Regions from separate parts of the Homo sapiens genome. Here region 1 is linked to region 2. A link is an interaction called in ENCODE POLR2A ChIA-PET data of the cell type or tissue named here. Cell type or tissue: A673. All regions are shown on one strand. Each heading gives the region's core, and the rest is flanking DNA. Links, peaks and the distances in the headings are about the cores only.

Evidence for each region. Peaks named below come from ENCODE experiments on the same cell type or tissue, not always from the same donor. Only the 100,000 strongest peaks of a DNase experiment are listed, where the experiment ranks them.
Region 1: POLR2A ChIA-PET joins it to region 2 with 5 read pairs; 3 of 35 experiments call an interaction of 5 or more read pairs at or near these places.

The regions. Positions count from the first base shown.
Region 1 is chr15:77,216,266-77,228,692 of GRCh38, forward strand. The region is part of intron 6 of PEAK1 (pseudopodium enriched atypical kinase 1); the gene reads right to left. It overlaps LINC00597 (long intergenic non-protein coding RNA 597), which reads right to left and starts at 9,139. Exons shown (of 1, transcript NR_026813.1): 1 at 7,628-9,139. In A673, for the core only: no CTCF peak of the experiment used is centred there; no DNase peak of the experiment used is centred there.
Region 2 is chr15:77,089,958-77,102,384 of GRCh38, forward strand. It overlaps a transcript of PEAK1 not described here. Among named protein-coding and RNA genes, the nearest start is that of TSPAN3, 25 kb to the left of the region's middle. In A673, for the core only: no CTCF peak of the experiment used is centred there; a DNase peak (open chromatin) is centred at 7,614.

The DNA.
Region 1 (12,427 bases), core at 3,086-7,085, 120 kb after region 2:
TTCGAAAAGTTCATGGAAAATGTGTATTATGGAAAAACTGCATGGATTTTCAAATTTTTCTGCACCAAATAAACTCATACTAAGTTGTGATAGCATGTCTGAATGGGATCTAGTTTAAGGTGTTAAGAAGAATAAGACATCAGTTTGAAAAGAGTCCCTATCAGAGAAACATTAATTCTGCTAAAATTGAAGCAAGAACAAACATCAACTTTATAGTAAAGCTTGGGTGGAAGCATGGTGAAGTAACTGATGCCTTATGAAAGTTTATGGGGTCAATGCCCCAAAGAAATCAGTAGTTTACAAATGGATAACTTCTTTTAAGAAGCGACAACACGATGCTGAAGATAAAGCCTGCACTGGCAGTCCATTCACACTTATTTGTGAGGAAAAAATTAATCTTGTTCTGCCCTAATTGAAAAGGACTCATGATTAGCAGCAGAAACAATAGCCAATACCATAGACATCTAATTAGTTCAGCTTACACAATTCTGGCTGAAAAATTAAAGTTGAGCAAACTTGCCACTCAACGGGGGCCAAAACCATTACTCCTAGATCAGCTGCGGACAAGAGCAGAGATTTTAATGGAAATTTTAAACAAGTAGGATTGAGATCCTGAAGCGTTTCTTCGAAGAATTGTACAGGAGATGAAACACGGCTTTACCAGTATGGTCTTAAAGACAAAGTACAGGCAGGGTGCGGGGGCTCACACCTGTAATCTCAGCACCTTGGGAGGCTGAAGCGGATCATTTGATCCTAGGAGTTCAAGATCAGCCTGGGCAACATAGGGAGACCCTGCCTATACAAAAAAGAAAAAAGAGCTGGGCATGGTGGCATGCACCTGCAGTCTTAGCTGCTCAGGAGGCTGAGGTGGAAGGATCACTTGAGTATGAGATGTCGAGGTGGCAGTGAGCTGTGCCACTGTACTCCAGCCTGGGTGACCAAGAGAGACTCTGTCTCAAAAAAAAAAAAAAAAAAAAAAAAAGGGCAGGTTGTGGGGAGCACAAAGTACAGTTGAAGCAATAGCTACCAAGATGTGGAAATGGTCCATTCAAAGCAAAAGTGGGCTGGTAGACAGCAAAGGTCATGACAACAGTTTTTTGGGATGCTCAAGGCATTTTGCTTGTTGACTTTCTGGAGGGCAAAAGAATGATAATATCTGATTATTATGAGTGTTTTGAGAAAGTTAGCCAAAGCTTTAGCAGAAAAATGCTTGGGAAAGCTTCACCAGAGAGTCCTCCACCACAGCAACGTTCCTGGTTCATTCTTCTCATTAAACAAGAGCAATGTTTTGACAGTTTTCATTAGGCATCTACCTCATAGTTCTGGTTTGGTTCCTTCCGACTTCTTTTGGTTTCCTAATCTTAAAAAAATTGGGCAACTCATTTTTATTCAGTTAATAATGTAAAATATACCGCATTGATGTGGTTAAATCCCCAGGACCCCAGGTTCTTTAGGGATAGACTAAATGGCTGATATCACTGCTTATAAAAGTGTTTTGAACTGGATGGAGCTTTTGTTAATAAATAAAGTTTATATATTTTTTCATTTCCACAAACTTTTGGAAGTCTCTTCATATTTTTTGTTAAATTTATCCTAAAAAGTTTGTTTTTTGATGCTACTGTAAATGGAATTGCTTAAAATTTCATTTTCCAAATGTGTATTGCAAATATATAGAAATGAAGTGATTTTTGTCTATTGACTGTGTATAATGCTACCTTGCTAAATTTATTTTAGTATCTTTTAAAAAATTCCTTAGCATTTTCTACATATATGATCACGTCATCTGGAAATAAGGCTAGTTTTAATTCTTCCTTTCCAATCTGTATGCCTTTATATTTTGCCTTATTGCACTGGATAAGTCTTCTAGAACAATGTTAAATAAAAGTGGTAAAAGTGGACATCCTTGCCTTGTTCCTGACATTAGATAGAAGGCACTGAGCTATTCATCATCAAAGATGAATATAATGCTATCTGTAGATTTTTTTGGTAGATAACCTCAATCAGGTTGAGGAAATTTCTTTATAATATTAAAGTTTCCCCATTACTTTGATACAAACATTTTATCATGACAAAATGTCATTTGACTTTGTCAAATGTTTTCTCGCATTTATTGAAATAATCATGTTTTTTTTTTGGTCTCCTATATTCTATTAAAATGGTGAATTATGTTGATAGATTGTCAGATGTTAAACCAACACTGCAACCCTGGGATGATTTTATTATTCATTTTATTTATTTAGTTAGCTAACATTTTGTTAAGGAATTATGCCTCTATTTTCATGAGGAACGTTGGTCTTTAATTCTCTTTTCTTTTTTTTTTTAAAGAGATGGGGTCTTACTATGTATCCTAGGCTGGAATACAGTGGTTATTCACAGGCACAATTATAGTGCACTAAAGCCTTGAACTTCTAAGCTCAAGTGATCCTCCTGCCTCAGCCTACTGAATAACTGGGACTAATGGCACACACCACTGCACTCAGGTATATTTTGCATTATTTTTTTTCCCAGTTTCTCTTTTCTGATTCACTAGACCAGAAAGGCTATATGTTTTTCCATGTGTGGGCCATTGCTACCCATTTCACACTGCACAGACTGCACTTAGTTCCTGGTTGCAAATGAGTGTGGGGGTGGTGTGGAGAAAGGAATGACATACTAAACTGCTCAAGGAAAGGTATGAAGGTAAGAAATCATATGAACAGTGAGATGCAGTGAGATGAACAATAATATAATTTGAAGTTAGGATTAAATCATGTAAATTGTTGAATACCAGCTAGATCTAAGAGTATGGCTAATGAAATATATATTTTAGACAGAAGGATAACATAATCATATCTATATTCTAAATTAAGATTAATATATGTATACTGTATATAATGAATTGCAATACAGACAATGACTGGAGGTAGGAGAATAATAAAGAGGCAGTTCCAGAAGTGCAGGTGGGAGGTAATGAGGTTTTAACTAGGCTAGCGGCAGAAAGAATAGAAAGGAAGGATTGGAAATGAGATGATTCAGCAATGATTGATGACCCCGAAATTTTTCAATAATCTGAATTATCACAAAAAGATAAGATTTTTAAAGTTATTTGGAGGGAGTGTACACATTGTTTATTTAATAGTGAGGGCTATTATACAAGCAAATCAATGTAAAATAATCCCTTTATATGTATGAGCATAGTTAATTTGGTAAACAACAGACAATTACATACTGTGATCATAAGGACTTTAGTATCAGTTACCATATAGCAGGTACTCTTTAGTCAGGATATACCTATATAGGTGCTAAATTAAAAATCAACCTTATATCTCAAATTTACTTCCTAGTAGAGTGTAACGCTGCCATAATTGCAAGCCTAATTATGGGGTTGTCCATACTGCAGTCCCATCAGTACTCATACACCAAAGGGTCGGGCCTGTGAAGACTGGAAAAAGAATAAAATATCTTTTGATTGAGATACTACAAGCAAAAATGACTTTCTGGCTACCATTACTGCAAAGAACAAAACTCAACTGAAAACAATATGTAGCAATTAAAAAGTACTCATTATCTTCAAAACACACTTTTTAACTAATTGAGACTCTAAATTCATTGGTTCTACTATAATTTTATACCCTAGTAATTTTATATGCTAAAATTCATTTATTAATAGGCCATACTTTAGTTGAATAGTTGTTAAATAATTTTATTTTGACTCATATGCAAATTTTTAAATACATATTGAGAAGCATGCAGACATCAACATTTCCTCCCTCTTCCACAAAAAGAATTTACAGATGTTAGCAATTTAGGTATGACAAAAGCAAAAGATACTTTGTTTTTCAAAGTGGGGCAAGACGGGAGGAAGAAAAGATGGTCATAATTAGCTAGTAGATAAAAGAGTAAAAGTGTGCTCCTCAATGAAAAGACTGTCAGTTAAAATTCTTCATGAGAAACTTGGTAAAAAATGATGCAGTCTTGGTAAAATTATTTGGTTTTAGAGAGTTGATTAACAAAAATGTACTATGCATTGAGGTTTGATTTACTTAAAAGTTGCAACTTTTACTCAGAAGCTTCAAGGCATTTCAGAAAAAATTAAATGTCTTTTAAAAGTTGCCTTCTTACCACTTAGATGTTACTTGACTACGCAATACATCCCTTTTATCAACATATGATTGGAGCTGATAGGTATATGAGAAATTACCTGAGATACCTTAGTAAAATTAATTATAATGTTGCCAATACAATAGCTCACTACAATTCATACAAGCTAAAATTCAAAAAAAAAAAAAAAAACGGTGAGGAACCAGTTAATCATCTATCAAACTGCTTTTAAAATAGGCAATATGTATCAAAACATCCCCAGGCAAAAAAAAATGAAACAAAGTAAAAGCAAACAAAGTACATTAAAAATTCACATGTCTTTTTATCTTGCAATTAATTTCTAGGAATTTAAAGGAAGGCAATGATATGTTCAATGATTAATCTATATGCACGAATAAGTTTCCTCAGATATTTCTTATGTGTTTTTTATGACAGGGAAATGACAATCTATATGTCTCATAGACAGTATAGCGATAGGAGAGAATATTATAGTTATTGAAATGGAGATGATTACTTAGTTGAAAAATGTTCATAAAATATTACTAGGTTTAAAAAGTAGATTAGAAACTAAATACAGACAATCCTAGTTTTGCTAAAAACAATGTATATAAACTTAATAAAAAAGATTGAAAGACTAATAAATAACAAGATATTGAATGGAAATGTATGTCTTCCAAGTATTCTACTATGAGGATAGAATTCATTTAATATTTATTGTTTTCATAATCAGAAAAAATAAGTTCGAGTTACTAAAAAACTGTAGCATATGCCCTTTACCCACATGCAATGTACTCTAGATATTCTAGGTCTGATGGTTATACATAAACTTTCCACTCTGTCATTGCAGTCGTGAATGAGCCCAGCAAAGATCATTTTAACATCTATCACGTGGTCAGTCACTTGGGAGGGATTATATAAAATTATTATGAGTTTGGGGACCTAAATGATTGCCCTGTTGTAGACCAACACTAAAGTAAGACTATGGATGTCCTAGGCAAGATTTCTTCTCTAGAGGTGAAAGGGTAGTGCATTAACCAGGTTTTATATTAAATGTCTTCATCATTTGTGAGCAGCCAGATGGTTGGTAATACGTGTAGATATTTTGAAACATAGGCTGGCTGATTTCAATTAGCTTTGAAGTGAGACAAATGATAGTATTGCTAAGCCCAGGGGTACTGAGAGAATATTTTCTTACAGATGAATATCCCATCAACTAGAGTTCCCATTTATATAATATAGCTAATAGGTTATCCTGGAACACATGTGCTGTTGGAAAAAATCTCTTTTATGAAGCACCTAACTGGGCAAACATTTTAGGCACACTATAAGAAAACCAGTTAATGTGAGAGAGAAAAAGGAATTTAAAAACCATTATAGCCTATATGCTTGTATTTCAGAATGTACTAAGAAGTTTTGTGAAGGATTTTGGCTGCAAATAAAAATACTTCTGTGATAATCTGCAGGAATTTTGGGCCGAATCAAAGGCTCTGCCTGAAAAGATTACTAACCAAACAAATGTTGGCTTGCCCAGGTTTAGCATGCAACGCCAATTTTAAGTCGTGCTCCTCAAGGTGCCAGCTGTGTTCCTGATGATTCTCCTCTATACTATACTCAGTAAAAGAGTACAGTAAGAATGTCACTACTGGGGCATATCTTGGCCTCAAAAATTCAGGTGAGTTAGGATGGAATGGAATTAATTCTTTTTTTTTCTTTTTCAAAATAAAGTTGAGGATCTAAAATTTTTCTGAATCACAGGAATTCTAATGGACATTCAGAAGAATGATTTGACCCAAGTTTTCCAAAGGAAACTAATGAATAATTTTTTAAAACATGAAGTAGAAACATAAAAAAATGAAAACATACATTTAACCTTTTTCTTTCATAGAAAACAAATCACAAAATTTGTTTCTCCTTCTTTCTCTCTTCTTGTTTGCTGCCTTACAAATGAAATGCCTCACACTGAGAAAATTAAACAGTTTTTAATGCTTGTTTCATTCCACTCAGTGACAAGGATGTTTGTTATTAACTATTAAATGCCTACTATAATGCAGACAGTATACTATCCAAGTGTTTCATATATATTACTGCTAATCACTAATTATCCCAATGATCTTATGCATTTTACAGACTAAGGAATTTTCATTTTATTTTGATTTTATAGACTAAGGAATTGAGAGTCAAATAAATTAAGTAACTTGACCAAGGTCACACAGGTTCTACTGCAGAATCCACACTCCTTTCACATAATGATAGTTAAGTGGGAAAATCTCTGTTAATCAACTGGTCTTGGTGATTGATTTTTCTTGCAAGCAGAAACAATGAAAGGCTCTTCTGGGTCCCTTCACTATAGCCCTCTGGACAAACTCCAGACAAAGCCTGCTGGAACTCCAGAGAAAGCATGGAGCTCCCACTAATAAAAGGGCATGTCTTCCAGAGGCTATTTTCTTTGCCATAGAAAGCATAGCATTATGAAATAGTTCAAAATGGCAAAATAAAGCGCAAACAGATTTAATCTTACAGGCAAAAAGTCAAACAGAGTAAGAAGACAGGTGACACAGGTAACAAGGACAACTCTTTAGACTTCTGCCACTCAAAATACAGTCCACGAACTAGCAGCATTGGTAATACCTGCGAGCTTGTTAGAAATGCAGTGTCTCAGGCCCCACTCCAGATTTAGAATCAGTCCATGCTTTAGTATGTATATGAAAATTTGAGAAGCAATAATTTTAATTATAATTAAGTCACTAGTGACTAAATGACGGCCAAAACTGGTCTAAAGAGCTAGAAATTAGCCTATAGCCAACAAAGCTTCCAGAAACAAGATATTCTAATGCATTTCCCTCATTTGATTAATACTGTAAATTGTGAATTCACTTGCTAAGAGCCCTTTTGAAGCAAACTTGGAAGTCAGTATTCTATTATTTCAGTTCTACCTGGTAAGAACTTAGTTTCATTTGCACCTTTCACTCACTCACTCATAGCTTCCACCCAAGTACAAGCAAAGCAGCAGCACATGTTTAGTAGAGTTTTACCTTAGAGTAATCAGAGCCAAGATATGTTTTGTGGGGATAAAATGCATTTGTAAGCAAGAGCTGTCTTCATCAAAATTCAAGGTTTTCCACATGATTTAACTATCATAGCAAGCAATCTGGATATTACCCCACAAAACACATTTGTGTGTGTGTCGACAGTAGTCTCTAATACTGTGGCTAGTGGAAAGGAGTTATGGATTATTTTGTCAAGACAAAAGGTCTTGTAAAAATAACTTACTTCTCTTAAATAGCAAGCCAATACTCAAACTATTAGACTAGTGGGAAGAATGGTAATGCATTTGACCATAGAGAGAATACTTAATTAAATCTGCTAAGTGATTGATGATACTACCACTGTCCTGTTATATAAACTAAAACATCAAATCACTGTTGGATCCCTCTCTTCACTGAAAACAGTAGCTCTGCCAGATAGTTAAAAACAATTTCTGGAAATATCTGACCAGATGATGAGTTAATTTTGAAGGAAACCAATAGCCTCATTTGAGAGATTTTTTTTTTTTTTTTTTTTTTTACTTATTTATTGCTTACATCTGTTAGGTTTAGAAAACACTCATATGGAACAACAATGAAGACTGCTGTCAAAATCTGTCCCTTTGGTTATATTTTAAGAGAATCCTCTTTTAAACAAATTTTATTCATTTTCTTACTTTTTTGGACAGGGTTATTCTTTATCTCTCATAATAATTTAAAATATCTGAATCAAAATCCTCAAAATGTTTACAAAATAAGTAGTAGTTTTTTTTTTTCTACTTTAAGAATCTAACCAAAGGAAAACAAATTCAGACCAAAAGACTGAGATATTTTCTGGTTTCTAATTAGACTCTTCTACTTTATAACCTTGTAAACTAACATTCTTAACATTCCATAACAAAAAGGGCTGAAAAAAGGTTGGTTCACACAGATACTATCATAATGCAGGAAAAGGATTTGTGTTAGAATTCAATGTTCACATTAAATAAAATTTTCTTAATTATCTGGTTTTTACTAATACACTGTTCTTTTGTCTGATGGTGCCTTTCTTTCTGTGCTTTCTTTTCTCTTGCACTGACTGTCAACCTTGCTTAGAAGAGGGCTGATTTGTCTCTGACTTATCAGATGGTTAAAGTCTGCCTTATTTGAGTAAGCTCTTTAAAAATGCTGTTTTAGAAAGGTCAATTAGTTCTAAACAAAGATATTCAGTTCAGTAAGCAACTCCTATAGAGACACTTCCTACAGAGATAAGCCAATATTTCCTGTTGTGCTCTAGTGTACAAAGGGGCAAAGGAAGCTGTAAGTGAATGCACACTGTATCAGCTGGAGTCCCCAGAATTTATAATTTCTCACAGCACTTACGGGAGATTTCCACTGAGCTCCTACACCAGCATTTTCTAGAATTTTGCTGAATTATTTCATTTGTATGGAGAGAGGTGTTTCAAAATACATCCAATCTATCATGAAATCTGGATGATTTTTTTTCTCTGTGGTGATTTTTGGTTTTGCCCATCTCTTTCCATTTCCACAGCTGCACCTTTCACGTCTAGTTTGTTCTGGTGGTCTCCTATCTAATGTCTTTGCCTCTAGGTCCTCCCACTCCATCCATATGCAATCACAAATACAATGTTCCTCAATTAATTTCATCATGTGACTTGCTTGTTCAAAAATTTTAAGTAGCTCCCTATTTTTCAGCATATCAAACCCACATTTCTTAGCTTAGGTTTCAAAATCCTCCACATTTCAAATCAATGGTTATTTTGCAGAGAAGAAAACGGAGGCACTTTGAAGTAACTTGCCCAGGGTTACATAGTTAGAGGAATTGAGATCTCAGCTCAGGCAATCTCATTTCAGAGTTTAGGCTTTCAAGTATCACACTACATTATTCCTGTTAAGAGTCTGGTGTGTAACTGTTATGTTGCAATTGCATTGTATTTGTCTCCAGATATTTCCCCAACCACATTATTCTGAGACAGTACATTTCATTTGTATGTTCACACAAAACCTATATATAGCAGACAATTTATTTCATTAACTGGTGCTATACTAGAATAGTTTTTCAGATAAACCATAATGCCAAGCTTGCAACTGCTTGGAGTCAAAGATCGATAAAGATATAGGTGGTTAAAACTGTTTCCATCTATTTATATCCTCATCTGCTGCAGTTTCTGCTTAAAAATAGTTGTGACATGAAATTTTCCTATAAGGTGTTCTGGTCCAGAAGTAAGCAATGGTGAAATCTGAGCAAGACTTTCTACAGATGTGTGTGTGTGTGTGTGTGTGTGTGTGTGTATAATTTATATATATATATATATATATATATATATATGACAATTCTAGAAAGAAGTAGAAAGGGTACACCAAGCATGAAGTTATGTAATCTCTAACACTCGTAATGTTTACATTTGAAATAGTTAATATACTCTCTGTTTTTCAATATATGACGAAACACACAGTCATAAAGAAATGGCCCCTTCACTGAGAAGATATTGTGAATGTGTATTTCATAAGAGAATGCAGCTAGCCATAGTCTTGTTAAATGCTAGGCAAAGTTCATGTAAATGAAATGTTTATGCTGAGCATTACGCTCTAAGTATTTAATCGATCCTTAACCAAGAAAAAAAAATCAATGCTTTCTTTTTAATTCTGTCAGTCACAGCAACTGAAAATAAAGGGATATATATATATATATATATATATATATATATATATATATATATTACACACACATACACACATATATATGTGTGTAATGTAATACAGACAGGAAAGACCATTACCAGGAAACAGAACAATAGTTCTCTTTTCTCTTGTGGCTTTTTGCATTACATTATCAGTTAAACATTCTAAAGATATTTCAAGAAAAAAAAAAAACCCTGTCTTTGATATTTGATCTGAGATGTTTGAAAAGAAAATCTGAAACATTATCATTTACAAATCCAGACACTGACAACATAAACATATAAAGATGAAGTTGCCATGATAACGAATTAGGTATTCATATGTTTCACTGACAAAAATCCATTGTTCTATGGTTTTGCAACTAGTAAGTTTATGTCCCAAGTTCATGATATACCAGTATATCTGTTCTTAACATAAGACAATGAATAACTTTGTAACAGGGTCCAGAAATAATTAGCCACTCCAGAGAGTGTTGTGGAATTTGAAAACCGAGATGCCATGTATTTTCTCTGACACTATTTTCTGAATAGTCCAAATAAAAACTTGGAGGAAAGTTCAAAGCCCAAAATAAATCTGTCTCACGAAAAGATAGCTTGAGAAGTTCTGCATACTCTTCTGGATGCAGAAAAGAGCTACTGTGAGAAACACCTCACTCTTCATAAGTCAAGATGAAAACTGAGGATAATGTCATGCTACCAGAATAACAATAGTTACCACTTAACATATGCCAGGCACTTTTTATCTACTGTTTCCTTTAATCCCTCTACTTCCTTATAACGTATTACCACCCCTATTTTATAGACAAGGAAACTGAAGTTCAGAGAGATTTCGTGATTTGCTCATAGACCTAGGACTGGATCATACACTTAGATCATGGTATGTCTGAACTCTGGACTTAGATCTATCTAGCTCCAGAGTCTACAATTCTATTTTACTATATGGCAGTTGTCCTCAACCTTTAGTGCCTGTCACAATCATCTGTAATCTTTATTAAAATACAGATGCATGAGTTGCATTCCCATAGATCCTAAGCCAGCAGGTCTGAGAGGGGGCTCAAACATCTGAAACAGTTCAGGTACTTCTGATGTATATCAAAGGAAGAGAACTTGTATTTATTACTAGACTGGAAAAACAAAAATGGCAATCTAGAATAAGTTTATCATTTTGTAATTACTTGTTTTTCAGCAAATTTACCATTCTTATTACATATTTTGTAGGCATCCATTAAATCATCCCATTTTCTAATACATGATATCCCTAAACAAATAAGGGGGGTGGAGTAGTATAAGTAACACAGAGGCACATTGACTATAGTAGGAAGATCAAACAGGGGCTGATGGTTTTCTACCCATAATATGAAAATGAACAACATACAGACAGGAAAAGTAGAAGTAAGAGCAATATTGCTCTAATATATTAATATAGCACATACTTAGGATTAGACCAAGAAGAATAAAACCAAATAAATATACAGAAAACAACAATTTAGAAGAGTTCTGGGCTTAATCTTCAGAAGTTTACAATTTATAGAAATGAGATTTAAACACTTTAGATACAACCATCTCCAAAATGTTTTATGCTGTTTTGCTGCAGAGAATAAATAAGAAAAAAGTCCTATGATTTAATAATTTTTCTAGTAAATATATTTTTCTCTTAAGAAAATGAGGCTGGGCACAGTTGCTCATGCCTGTAATCCCAGCACTATGGGAGGCTAAGGCAAGAGGATAACTTGATCCCAGGAGTTCAAGACCTTCCTGGACAATATAGCAAGGCTCCAGGTCAACTAAAAAAAAAAAATTAGCCTGGTATGGTGGTGCTCACCTATAGTTTCAGCTACTTGGGAGGCTACTCAAGAGAATCACTTGAGCCCAGGGGTTCAAGGTTGCAGTGAGGTATGATCACATCACTGCGCTCCAGCCTGGGAGATACAGTGAGACACTGTCTCAAAAAAGAAAAAAGAAAAGAAGCTAATATTCTACATATATATTTTATCTATTCATAAATATTTGTTGGACACTTACAACATATAAGGTATTTTACTACTTTTTTATTATTTCTATTTTTTATTTATTATTATTATTATACTATAAGTTTTAGGGTACATGTGCACAACGTGCAGGTTTGTTACATATGTTTACATGTGCCATGTTGGTGTGCTGCACCCATTAACTCATCATTTAGTTACTTCTAATCTTTTACCAGTTGCATTATAATACCACGATTCTCATGTTCTAACATTTATGAACATGTACTTTCGAGTGGGCTCACAAAAATTATAGGGTGGCTAGCAGGCCTGTTCTGGGTCCCTATGGGTCATCAAAGATATGAGTTGACAATAAAATCAAGTTAGATAATTTGCTTTGGCCTGGAACTTGTGCAGAGCTTCTGATGCAGGACTTCATTTAATAAAGTTTGACCTGCAAGGGCCCTTAATGTTGCCTGGTCCACAGTCCTCATCAAACAGATGAAGATATTAAGGTGTAAAGAGAGAGAACAACTGGATTAAAATATCACACCTTTGCCCAGAACTTGCTGCTCTTTCACAGTCTAGCACAAACCCTGAGAGGATGGGTAGGTCCCAGGCAGGGCCCAATTATGACTTTTATGGGCTTTTGATACTTGTCTTTTTGGTGCTTTCCCCA
Region 2 (12,427 bases), core at 5,702-9,701:
CTCCGTCGCCCAGGCTGGAGTGCAGTGGTGCGATCTCAGCTCACTGCAACCTCTGCCTGCTGGGTTCAAGTGATTCTCCTGCCTCAGCCTCCCGAGTGGCTGGGTGTACAGGCATACACCACCATGCCTGGCTAATTGTTTGTATTTTTAGTAGAGATGGGGTTTCGCCACGTTGCCCAGATTGGTCTCAAACTCCTGAGCTCAGGCGATCTGCCCACCTCGGCCTCCCAAAGTGTTATCATTACAGGTGTGAGCCACCGCACCTGGCTGGGACTGATCCTTTAACAGCCCATTCTACTCTTCTATAGGGCCAGCTGCTCCTACATGTATGAAAAGACCAGTGAATCCCATGACTATCAACCCACTGCTCCATTTCTTTGACTGTACACCTGATCCTAGGGCAGAAACAGTGTTGTATGGGTTGCTATGATGGAGTGGAGGACATTATTCAGGCCACTGATGGTGGTGTTGATGGAAACACAGTAAAGACAGGATGCATATTCAACTCCAATATAAGTAGTTATTCCAGTGACGTCAAGTTCCTGCCCCTCCACGATGGAAGGAGCCCCAGTAAAACTAACTTTCCATCAAGTAGCTAACTGGTCCTCCTCACTGTGGTATAATATCAGATTTGCAGAACTGGTTTCTACTGCTGAAAGTTAGACCCTCATCGGTGCCAGTGGCTGCTTCACCTTTGGAGAGGCCATTAGGTCCTCACTTGGATAGGTGGCTGCTGCATCCAAAACTACTTTATTCCTGAGTGGGTACAAGGGTGACCGAGGAAAGAGACTTATAGACATTTACTCATCCACTGGGTGGGTCTTCTTGTCCACCTGATTATTGAGAACTTGCTCCACAGTGAGGACATTTTGGAGAGAATCCACATGGCACACAAATACTCATTGCCTCTGGGTCAGTTCTGAGCGATCCATGCACATTCTCTTCCCCAAACCATCCTGTCTCCAATCTCGCATCTTGTTCTGGAGTCCTTGTTTGTCCAGCAAAACCATGACCTACTGCCCATGAGCCAGTGTAGATCTATATCTCAGGCCATCTGGCCTTTGGGGAAAGTGTTCAAGATGTAACGCTCTAAATTCCACTCCTGAGAGGATTTGTTCTCCACACTGTCTTTTGGGGCCACTCCTGAGTGGGAGAGTAACACTGCAGCTGTGCACTTTTACTGAACCAGTTGGGGTAAACTCTACTCAATTATTATCTTCCTCTGTCAACTGGCCACAAGGAACACCCCTGAAGCCATAGATGTGGAGCATAGTTTGAGTGACAGGAGGACAGGACCACAGGAGGTGAATTATCCCCACAGCTGTGTTTGGGTGACAGGCCACCCATGTGTCCAAGTGAACACTGCTTGGCGCTTCCAGCTGCAACAACGGCAGTGTGTGCTCCAGCCTTCCTGCTTGGAACTGTAATTCCTTTGTGTGTTTTGTGTATCAGATTTTGGTATGCAGACTTGCAAAAGAGTGTATTTCCATCTTTATGTTCTATATAGTTTAATAAGATTATCAGTGTGTTGAAAGTTTGTCAGATTTTGCCTTCAGTCATCTAGGTATTTATGTGTTTTGGTTGGTAGACCCTGAACGATCTTTTCAATTTCTTCTCTAGTAACAGGGCCACTCAGGTTTTGTTGTTGTTATTGTTGCTGTTTTTTGAGACGGAGTCTTCTTCTGTCGCCCAGGCTGGAGTGTAGTGGCACAGTCTAGGTTCACTGCAATGTCTGCCTCCCGTGTTCAAGTAATTCTCCTGCCTCAGCCTTTCAAGTAGCTGGGATTACAGGAGCACACCATCACATCCGGCTAATTTTTGTATTTTTAGTAGAGACGGGGTTTCATCATGTTGGCCAGGCTGGTTGCGAACTCCTGACCTCAGGTCATCCACCCATCTTGGCCTCCCAAAGTGTTGGGATTACAGGAGTGAGACACCACACCCTTCCACCACTCAGGCTTTTTATCTCTTATTGAGCCTATTTGGTAATTTACATATTTCTAGAAATATATCCATTTTTATCCATAATATCTGCTTTATCTAAGTTTTCAAATTTTAGCATCATGTTACACATATTATTTGCTTATAATCTATACAATTGCCTCTGTATTTGCAGTTGTGTAATCCCTCTTGCCTTTACTAATGATAAATATTTGTGTTTTCTCTTTTTTCTTAGATGCAATAGAGTCTAATCAAAGCTTAATTTTATCAGTTCTACTTTATTTTTCTAAATCATTAATTTATATATTTTCGTTTTTTGTTTTGTTTTGTTTTGAGACAGAGTCTCGCTCTGTCACCCAGGCTGGAGTGCAGTGGCGCGATCTGGGCTCACTGCAACCTCCACCTCCCGGGTTCAAGCAATTCTCTTGTCTCAGCCTCCCAAGAAGCTGGGACTACAGGTGCACGCCGCCACGCCCAGCTAATTTTTGTATTTTTAGTAGAGATGGGGTTTCACCATCTTGGCCAGGCTGGTCTTGAACTCCTGATCTCGTGATCCACCTGCCTCAGCCTCCCAAAGTGCTGGGATTACAGGCATGAGCCACCGCGCCAGGCCTAATTTATATATTTTCTTTTGTAATTTCCTTTGCTTTTCTGAGAGTATTTTATTGTACCTTTCCAGCTTCTTGAATTGAATGTTCAGGGCATTCCACCCTCCCCCGCCCCCTAATTCTTACCATTATCAATTTGAATGTAAGCTCTACAAAAAGAATCTCTCTTTCTGTTCAATCCCCAACACCTAGAGCAGTGCTGGCCTATAATAGGCACTCAGAAAATATTTGTGGAATGAATGAGTTATTGACTTTACACATAAGAGTTTAAGACTATGACCACTGCTCTGAGAAAATCTTTAGTCTTATTATCTAGGTTTTAATATTTCAGTTACTAACAATGATATTCTCATTGTTAATAATAATTTCTGACAATTTGTGATTTTTTTTTTTTTTTTTTTTTTTTTTTTTAGAAATGGGGCGTCACCATGTTGCCCAGGCTGGTCTCAAACTCCTAGCCTCAAGTGATCCTCCAGCCTTGGCCTCCTGAAGTGCTGGGATTACAAGTGTGAGCCACCATGCCTGGCCTCAATTTTTATCTTTTAATTTAACTTGAGCTGTGGAGAAATGTTTGAAAATTTATAAGTGGTTAGACCTGGGGTGAAGGTATTATCTGTTTGTTGTTAATTTCTAGATGGATTACATTGTGATCAGGAAATGTGGTTCATATGATTTCTACTTTTTGGTTACTGAGTTTTTTGTGGACTGGTATGTGGTCAGTTTTTGTCATTGTTCCATGAGAATTTGAAAAGAAAACAGGTAGTCTGTTTTGAGAGTACACACAAAGCTTATTTAATTTGATATTCAAACCTTCTCTTTTCTTTACTCAATTTGAGTCTGAGAAAGTTATGATAAATCCTCCCACTGAGACGATTGCTGGGTAAAAGACCTCTTCATTTCACATCTTCTTGGCACACTGTACTTTTATTTGAAAAAAAAAAAAGTTCTTTATCTTGTTTAATGCATCTTGCCTTGAATTCTACTTTGTCTGATATAAACATATCCTACCTTGCTTTCTTTATGTCAGCATTTGCCTGAGATATCTTAGCCAGGCCTTCCGTGTGACTCTTGTTGTTTTGAGTGAGTATTTTATAACTGGTGTGTAGTTGGAGTTGTGTAAGTCTGTGTATGAGTGCATACAAGAATATGTGGGTGTCTGCCCAGTATTAGGATCTTTCTCATTAAATAGAGGTACTTAGCTAAGTCACAGCTATCCTGCAACAAGGACATGTTTGACCTTCCTGCCATTTTATACATTGTTATCATTCATTTTTGACTGGCTTTTTCTAGTCTTTTTGGACTAGTTTTCTATAGGAAGATTGTATGGAGGGCCAGGTGTGATGGCTCACACCTATAATCCCAGCACTTTGGGAGGCCGAGGTGGGAGGATCACTGGAGCCCAAGAGTTTGAGACCAGCCTGGCCAACATGGCGAAACCCCATCTCTACCAAAAACCCAAAAATTAGCTGGGCGCATGCGCCTGTAATCCCAGCTACTTGGGAGGCTGAGGCAAAAGAATTTCTTGAACTCTGGAGGTGGAGGCTGCGGTAAGCCAAGATTGTGCCACTGCACTCCAGCCTGGGGCACAGAGTGAGGCTCCATCTCAAAAAAAAAAAAAAAAAAGAAAAGAAAATGAAAGATTGTATGGAGGAGGAGCCAGAGACCAAAGCAGTGAGTTGAGCTAGCGTGCAGCTTACATTTGAGCTTTGTCTTGTGATAGTTTCTGTGGTAGACTGAATAATGGCCCCAAAGATATCAAGTCCTAATCCCTGGAACCTGTGAATGTTACCTTAAATGGCAAAGATTTTTGCATATGTGGTTAAATTGAGGATCTTGACATGGAGAAATTATTCTGGATTATCTGGCTGAGCCCTAAATGCGATCATGAGTGTTTTAATGAGAAAGAGGCAGGAGCAGATTTGACATACACACAGGAGAGAGGAGGGCAATATGACCACTGAGGCAGAGATTGGAGTGGTGCAGACACAGGCTAAGGAGTGCTGGCGGCCCCCGGAAACTGCAAGAGGGAAGGAACGGATTCTCCCCTAAGCCTCCGGAGGGCGCCCCACTGCCAACACCTTGATTTTGACCCAGTAACACAGATTTGGGACTTCTGCTCTCTAGAACTGTGAGAGAATAAATCACTGGTGTTTGTGGTAATTTGTTTCAGCAGTCATAGGAACTAATACACTTTCTAATCCACAATTTCCCCAGGGTGTGACTTCACCCCAGACTAGCAGAGAACCCACGGTCAAGCCCCCACAGTGTCCCAGGTTTGTGTGTGGTGGTTCGGCCTTTGTTTCTCTTCAGCCAGCAAGACCAGCAGTGGCAGGGCTGCCAGTCACCCACCAGATGGTCATCCAGCTTCCTGCAAGGATGGCAACTTCTGCCTTCCCGTTTTCAGCGCTCCCTCCACAGCCATGCCACACGGCCAAGCAGCATTCAGGAAAGTTCAGAAGCCCATCCAAATACTCTGACCTTTGCTGTTCCAACAGAGGGGTCTTCGGTTTTATCCTTCCTGGTCTCTAGGGGTATATGGTCTCTCAGAATCCTCTCCAGATACTATACTATCTGGAGAGACCAGGATAGTAACCAATTGTTATAGTATTCATACATTATGTTTTGGTGTTATGAGTGTCCAAGTTTTGTGCAAAAGAGCATTTCTCTCCTATTTCTCATTCTTCTTAAGGTTTTACTTGGTTTCAGAGAGGAGAAAGGGGTGGAGACGCCTTTACTCCACTGTCTTTAACTGCAAGTGTCACTAGTTTGGGGCAGAGCTTATTGCGTAGTTCATTAATTCTCAAGTTTTTCATTTTGGCAGCCATGTTGGTCGTTTCCAAATTCTCTTTCTCTTTCATTGCAGCCTGCTCCATCTAGTTTTATCTATGTGACATCCTCTTGAACCTCACAGTTAGTCTGATTGATTGTACTCATTCCTTTTCATGGGAGGCCATTTATTCAGCTTTTTCAGCCTTGCCCTCTCTTTTGAGCCTCTCCTTCTCATTGATCTGGTGATTTATTGTTATAGCTAATATTTTTGTTTCTCCTACTTATAAATAAAGATCTAGATTTCACTCTCCAAAATAAATTTTACAGAACACTTGTTCCATTATATGTTAAAAGGGATTATTTTATTAAAGTACAGCTGGGCGTGGTGGTGTGCACCTGTAGTCCCAGCAACTCTGGAGGCACAGTGTCATGAGCCCGAGTTTGAGGCCAGCCTGGGTGACATAGTGAGGCTCCGTCTCTAAATAAATAAGGAAATACTAAATAAAAAATTTTAGAAGTTCAATGGCTCAATTAGTGTGGGAAATGTTAAGTTAAACCAATTTTTTATAAAAGTTCCTAAAGAAGCAATATGAAATAATGATGAGGATGTGGAGCAACAGTAACTCCCATACATTGTTTTGGAAAATAGTTTGGCAGTGTGCACACACTTGCAAATTCCATTTCTAGGTACACCTGCCTAGGAAAAATATGAAACATCTGTTTACAACAAGACTAGCACACAGTGTTCATGGCAGCTTTGCTCACAGTAAAAACTGGAAAAAAACTAAATATTTACCAGCAGGAAAATAGATACACAAATTGCAATAAGTATATTCTTACAAGAAAATATGGTCAACAATGAAAAGTGATGAATTACTGACACATAGCAACATGGATGCATTGCACAGATATTATGGTGAGTGAAAGAAGCCAGACCGGAAGGGGTGCATGTTTTGTGAGAATCCATTTCTGCGAAGCTTCAGAACAGGCAACATGAATCTATCATTATAGAAGTCATAACGTGGTTGCCTGTGGGGTGGACCTGGGGAATTTCTGGAGTGATGAAATGTTCTACATATTGATGTGGGTGTGGGTTATATGGGTGTAATCTGTTGTCAAAATTCATTCTACTGAATGCTTAAGATCTGTAACTGCATGGAATGTAAATTATACAATAAAAGATGCTGCAAGACTTCTCAGAGCCCTTAACAAGCTAAGACAGATTATGAATGTCAAGAAGGGGGCTGCAGCACGCAGGTTTTCCTGATGTAATTGGACCCTTCTTGAAGGGGTGTGGGCAGGAAGTGTTCGTTTTCCAAGTGCATGAACTGGGGGCGAATGGCCGGGGTGAGGACAGGAGCCCTAGGATTCCTTTTGCCTCAAGTCTGAGGTGTCAGGGAGTGCGGTTGGCACTGAGGCTGGGGCTGAGGGGTGGGTTGAGGGAGTGGCAGGTCTCCATGCATTTCTTCAGCTGAGTCCAGGCCATGCCATCTGCTTCCCTCCACCCACCACTGCTATTGGGACCTCAGGGTGTCTTCGTAGGGTCCAGGCTGTGACAGCCGTAGCAGCAGGCTATGGTAAAAGCTGCCACTACTGGGCCAAGACCCTCTCCTGCCTTCCCTCTATGGGGATTGTGGAGTCCTATACCTTTGTTCCACGCAGGCTGCCCAAACCCCTTTCGGACTCAGCACGCAGTTCTAACCCAGTAAAGCCTGGGACAAAGGCCGGGATGGAGACAGCTCCTGAGGCCTCCTGCAACCCCTTTGCTCAGCTCTGCTGCCCAGAGTTGGGGAGCTCCCTGGGCTCTAGTAGGGAAAGCAGCCCCCCGACTTGTCTAGCTGTGCAGCATCAATGGGCCTCTCGTTTTGCTTGTTCTCATCTGCTTCTAGGAATCCCTCAAAATGACTGCTTTAGCAATGATACCCTTTTCTGTTTTCCAACACTGCTAAATAGATGTTCTTATTTTTCTCTTTTGTCTGTCAATGCAATTGGGGCACAGCAGGCAATTTATGAATGAATCAGAATGATTGTGTATGGATGAGAGGATGTGAGTGTGCGGGGTATGAGCATTTGTGAATGCCTGTGCAGCCTGAGTCCAGGAAAGGGGAAGCGGCTTTGGGGAGCTTCGGAGGGGCGGGTGGGCAGCCAGGCAGGCGGTTGACAGTCTGCCCCATGAAAGGTCCTTGCTGCACGCAGGAATGACATTGCTGTGTAGTGGGGCTGACAGATGCTCCAAGGGAGATTAGGAAATAAGTCTGCATCTCCCCTGGGCCCTGATACCATCAGCGGTTAAGAGGCATGTCTGATTTCATTACAAATCTCCCATTCCTGGGGCTTAGAGCTCAGCCTCCAGGCTCACAGGTGTGGGAGGAGAGTGGGCCACAGCAAGGGCATTTTGCTTTTAATTGTGGCCATTAATCTGGCCCCAACAGCTGGTCTATCCTGCAGGAGAGGGAAGGGGAAGGGTGACAGGAAACTTGTCAATTGGGAACCAGTTAACCCCACTGCTGCTTTGCCCTCTAGCAGGCTGGGAGAAGAGGGAAAAGCTTCTTAATTCTGCTTTTCAGGGCCTACTTTCCTGGCCTCCTTGAGAAGGATCTCGGTTTGCTTCCTCCATGTTTTTTTTTTGTGGGAGTCTCCTGGAGCCAGTAGATGACAAGCTCCCAAGCCATGTTCCATTTATTTTCCCAGAGACAGGGCCACTGTGGTGTGTAGTGACAGCTTGCCTAGTGCCAGCCCCTGCCCCAAAGTCAGGGCATGTTCCAGTGGGAAGGGTGGGGTGAGAATGTCCCAGGGGCTGGATAAGCATCTGGAACAGCCTGATGAAGGATAGGACAGAGTGGGCAGAGGTCCCAGAGCCACACAAGGCAGAGCTAGAGAGAAGGCCAGCTGTGGCCACAAAATGGGAGAGGGACCATATGTGTCGGGGGGGGGGGTGGGGGGGGTGTGTGTGTGCGCGCACACACACGCACATGCGGTGGGGAGGGTGAATTTCTTCCCTTCTCTAGCCATCCACAGTCTTCAGCTGGAGCTACCCAGGGGTGGGCTCTGGTGGGCTCTGGCAGGCTCTGGGCGAGTCAGAGGCATAAGCCTGCCCTGGGAGCTCTCCAGCATCAGAAAAGTGCCCAGTGGCACAGAAGGGCAGAGTGGGGCCAGATACTCATAGGAAGCACCCAAAGGGCAGGGGGTAGGGAGAAGTCTGATGGGGTTGGGGAGGAGGTGGGCTAGACTGAGGCCTTGAAGGGTGAATATAGTCCTGCCAGAGATAGTGGGGGCATGTGGACGGGAAAGAATGTGCCTCTGGGGTTCCTAGCAAACTAGGGATTTGCAGAGAAAGGGTTCCTATTGAAGAAAGAAGCTCTATAAGCAGTGAGCTTGCTTCTTGGGTGGCAGAGCCTGGGAGCCAATTTCTAGGGTTAGTGGCTGCCCCTGTGAAGACACTTTTCTGTGTCCTGTGTCCTCGAGAGAACCAGGAGCAAGGCCCAGGCAGCCTTAATCACAGCAGCCATCAACTACCATGTGCCCGAAGTCCTACACATGTGGCTTTCCGGATACTCCATGGCAGCCCTGGCAGGGGTGATGCAGACCTGGTCAGTTCCTGAGGCCTGGAGAGGGAAAGGACTTGCCCAGGATCACACAGGGAGGCAGCGGGTTTGAACCAGGCCCTTCTTGCTATACTGTGGGATCTGCAAAAAAGCAGCCCAGCCTGGACTCCTCGCCTACTCCCACTGGAGAGCAGGGGCCCTGGGCATGGATGAGAAAGGGACAAGCTGCCAAGGTCCAAGGCCCCCATGCTTCTGGGGAATGATGTTTGGTGCTGGAAGGCCTTTTGATTTTTCAAAGGAAAACCTAGACTCTTGTTGCCTGTTACAATGGATAATTTGGGGTAAAGAGTCAAGCAAGCCCTATTTGAATGTGGAGCACACATCAACTTGGGGTAGATCAGAGAGGCCCTAGCTAGCCTGGGAGAGCGACCGCGCTGCTACTTCCTTGGCGTGGTGACCTTGGGTGGGTCATTGTCCATCTCCATGCTCAGGTTTCCTCCCTGGTGACATGGAGTAGGAAAAGAAGCCCCCTTGCAGGATTGTCCTGAAGATAAAGTTCATCATGCATCACATGTAATGGTATCTGGCCTAAGGAAGTGGCTCAGTGTGAGCTGTCACTGCTACTGCAAGTCTTGTCACCTTGCAGCACCATTCAGGCGAACACAAGCCATTTAGTTGCCAAAGAACTTGTCTGAGAGGGCATCACCCTTCCTTTATCCTCACCTGCTCTCTCTTGGGGCCTCCTTGGGAGGCCTGACCCTCTGGGAAGCTGGGAACTGTTGACTCTACCTCCTAAATATTTCTAGAATCGGCCCCTGCTCTTCCATCTCCATGGCAGTGAGCTGGGCTAGGGGCGCCCAGCCTGTCTCCCCTGGTTCTTTCTACCCCTCATTTCTCACTGTGGTCTCTCCTCCACTTCTACAGCCTGAGACATTGTTCCTACAGTGCAAATCTGAGCATGTCCTGCCTCTGCTGAGGGCTTCCTGTGGCTCTTACATGTTTGCCAGCATGTGCCAGAATGAACTTGGCTTTGCATATACTGTTGCCTCTGTCTGGAATAACGTTCTCCACACTTTGTCCTCCTGGGGAACTCCTATTCATCCTTCAAAACCCAGTGCAGACTCATCCCCTCTCAGAAGGCTTCCCAGACTGCCCTTCCTATCCACAAGTCAAGGTAACATGCCTGGCCCCTCACACTGTCTTCTATGTTGTATGGATCCCTCTGGTTGTTTCAGTTTACACATCATGGCTGTCACTATTTTGCAACCTCCTTGAGGACCTTGGACCTACCTCTGCCCTCTCACATAGCCAAGGGTCTGGCTCATGTCAGTGCTGGTTGACCCAAACTGAATTTGATACTAGTCAGAGATGCTGGGGGATGTAGGTGTTACTGTCCCAGGGCCACACTGTGCGGCCTTGGGCATGCCCTCTCCCTCTCTGGGCTGCAGCTGCAGCATCTCTACAATGAGGAAGCTGCCAGGGTCTGTTGGCTGTTCTGAGTTTCAGTACCTACCCAAGTCCTGCCTGCCTGCTCCAGGGATGGACGAAAAGCTCGGGAGTTTTGGCTGCCTTGCAGACCACCTGCCTCTCAGGTCAGTCACACCTGTGGGAACCAACAGCATCACTCCCCAAGGTGACTAGTATCCTTGAGATAAAGGCATGTTTGTAGAACTTAAAACTTCTTTCTTTTCCCAAGAGAAATGGAGAAACTTCATCAAGCCAAGATGGAGAACTGGGTCACGCCCCAATGATGCCAAGCAGAGGCTGCCACTTGGCTCTGTGAGCGAAGCAGACTACTAAATTTCAGATATAAGAAATAATCTGCTCCCTGCATTCGCCTGATCACTTTATTAGCTGAAAAGATAAATTTAAACCACAGACTCATAGCAAAAAGAAATAAGTCCACATTCACCTCCTAATTAAACTGAGAGAAGCCAGCTACATCCAAGGACACTCGGCCCACTCAATTAATTAACATCTATTACAATCAGAAAACAATCTAATTCAATTAAAATGTTTCCACAAAAGGAGTTTAATGACTTTCCCCAAAATAAAGTACATTCAACTGAAGCATTTATTATGCAAGGCAGTGTCATGAGGGGAGCTGAAATGAGGGCTCTGATGTGGGCAGCAGGCTCCGAGGAAGGGTGAGGGCCTGGGCCAGCCCCTTGCTGAGGGAGGGAGGGGGTGCTTCGGGACACAGACACCCTCTAAAGAGCACACCGGCCCAGAGCTAGAGGGGCCCTCAACAGCTGCTTTCATCCTCACCCCCCACTTCCCATCGCAGCCCTGTCCCTTGTCAGTTTACCACTGTGCCTGACTCTCCCCCAATAAAGGGTCCAGGTTGTGTAGGGAGGAAGGCAGGCTTGGATTCAGAGGCATGGACCCATTTCTGCCTCTGATGTGCTATGTCACCATCGGCAGGTAGGAGGTGTTCAGAGAAACGACTGTTAACCAGGCTTTCTGAAATTCAGCCAGGAGATATTTGGAAAGCTGGAGAAATTGCCACTCAAAAGCTGCAAGCAGTTTTCTGATTCTTACGAGGCCGAGATTTGAATTCACAGTATCTTTGTTCAGCAAAAATCCCCCGATGAGTCCTTGGTTATAAAAACAGAAAGTAAATACCCACTCAGAGTTTGCCTTTTTGATCAACAATATTTGAGCACTTACTATTGCCTGGCAGTGGACTAAATACACTTGCTAGACTGTGTCCTTTCATCCTGACAATGACCCTGTGAGGTAGGAATCCCCATCAAAACCAAGGCTCAGAGAATGGCTGAGGACACAGTTTGTCAGAGGTGGAACCTGGAGCTAAATCCAGATTCAGGCAGAGAGGCCCCTTACAAGCTCAGAATAGCTGAAGGACCCTGGGGAGGAGGGGGTCTTGGAGTCACTGGACTTGGGTGGTCTTTCCTTTTGAAAAGCTCCCCTGGTGACTCTGTCACTTTGACCTTGGAGATCTGAAATCTCTATTACCCACCACCATGCTGACTACTGGGGTCAGCCCTTGCCCAACACCCCAGGACAGGATGAATCAAGCCCCTTTCCATCCAATTCAATTGCACCAACATTGACTGAACTGTATACCCTGTCACCAGCATGGAGTATAAGCTTTAAAAAAAAAGCTTTGTTAATTTGATAGGTGGAAAATGAGATGCCAACAATATGATCTTAATTTAAAAAGAAAAAGGCAGAGTAAACAACAGTTGCAGGATATACAGTAAATGTTAATGGTGGTCATTTCTAGATGGTGACCTAGTGGGTCAATTTTACCTTCCACATTTTCTACTGTAAACAGGCATTATTTTTATAATCAATCAGAAAAAGCTGTTAAAATTTTTTTTTAGATATGCCACCTTAGGTTATTTCTCTTGTTTCTAGAAAGCTTAAACATTTGGGTTCTTCTGTGACTTCTCTGTTCTCATCTATTAGTGTTTTATGTTCCTAATGATTTGTATCAGCTCTTTATAACTCAGAATTTTAATCCTATGTCTGTTATATGTGTTGAAATCTTTTTTCTGGGTTATTTACTTTTCAATTTTGTTTCTGCTGTTTTCCATGGAC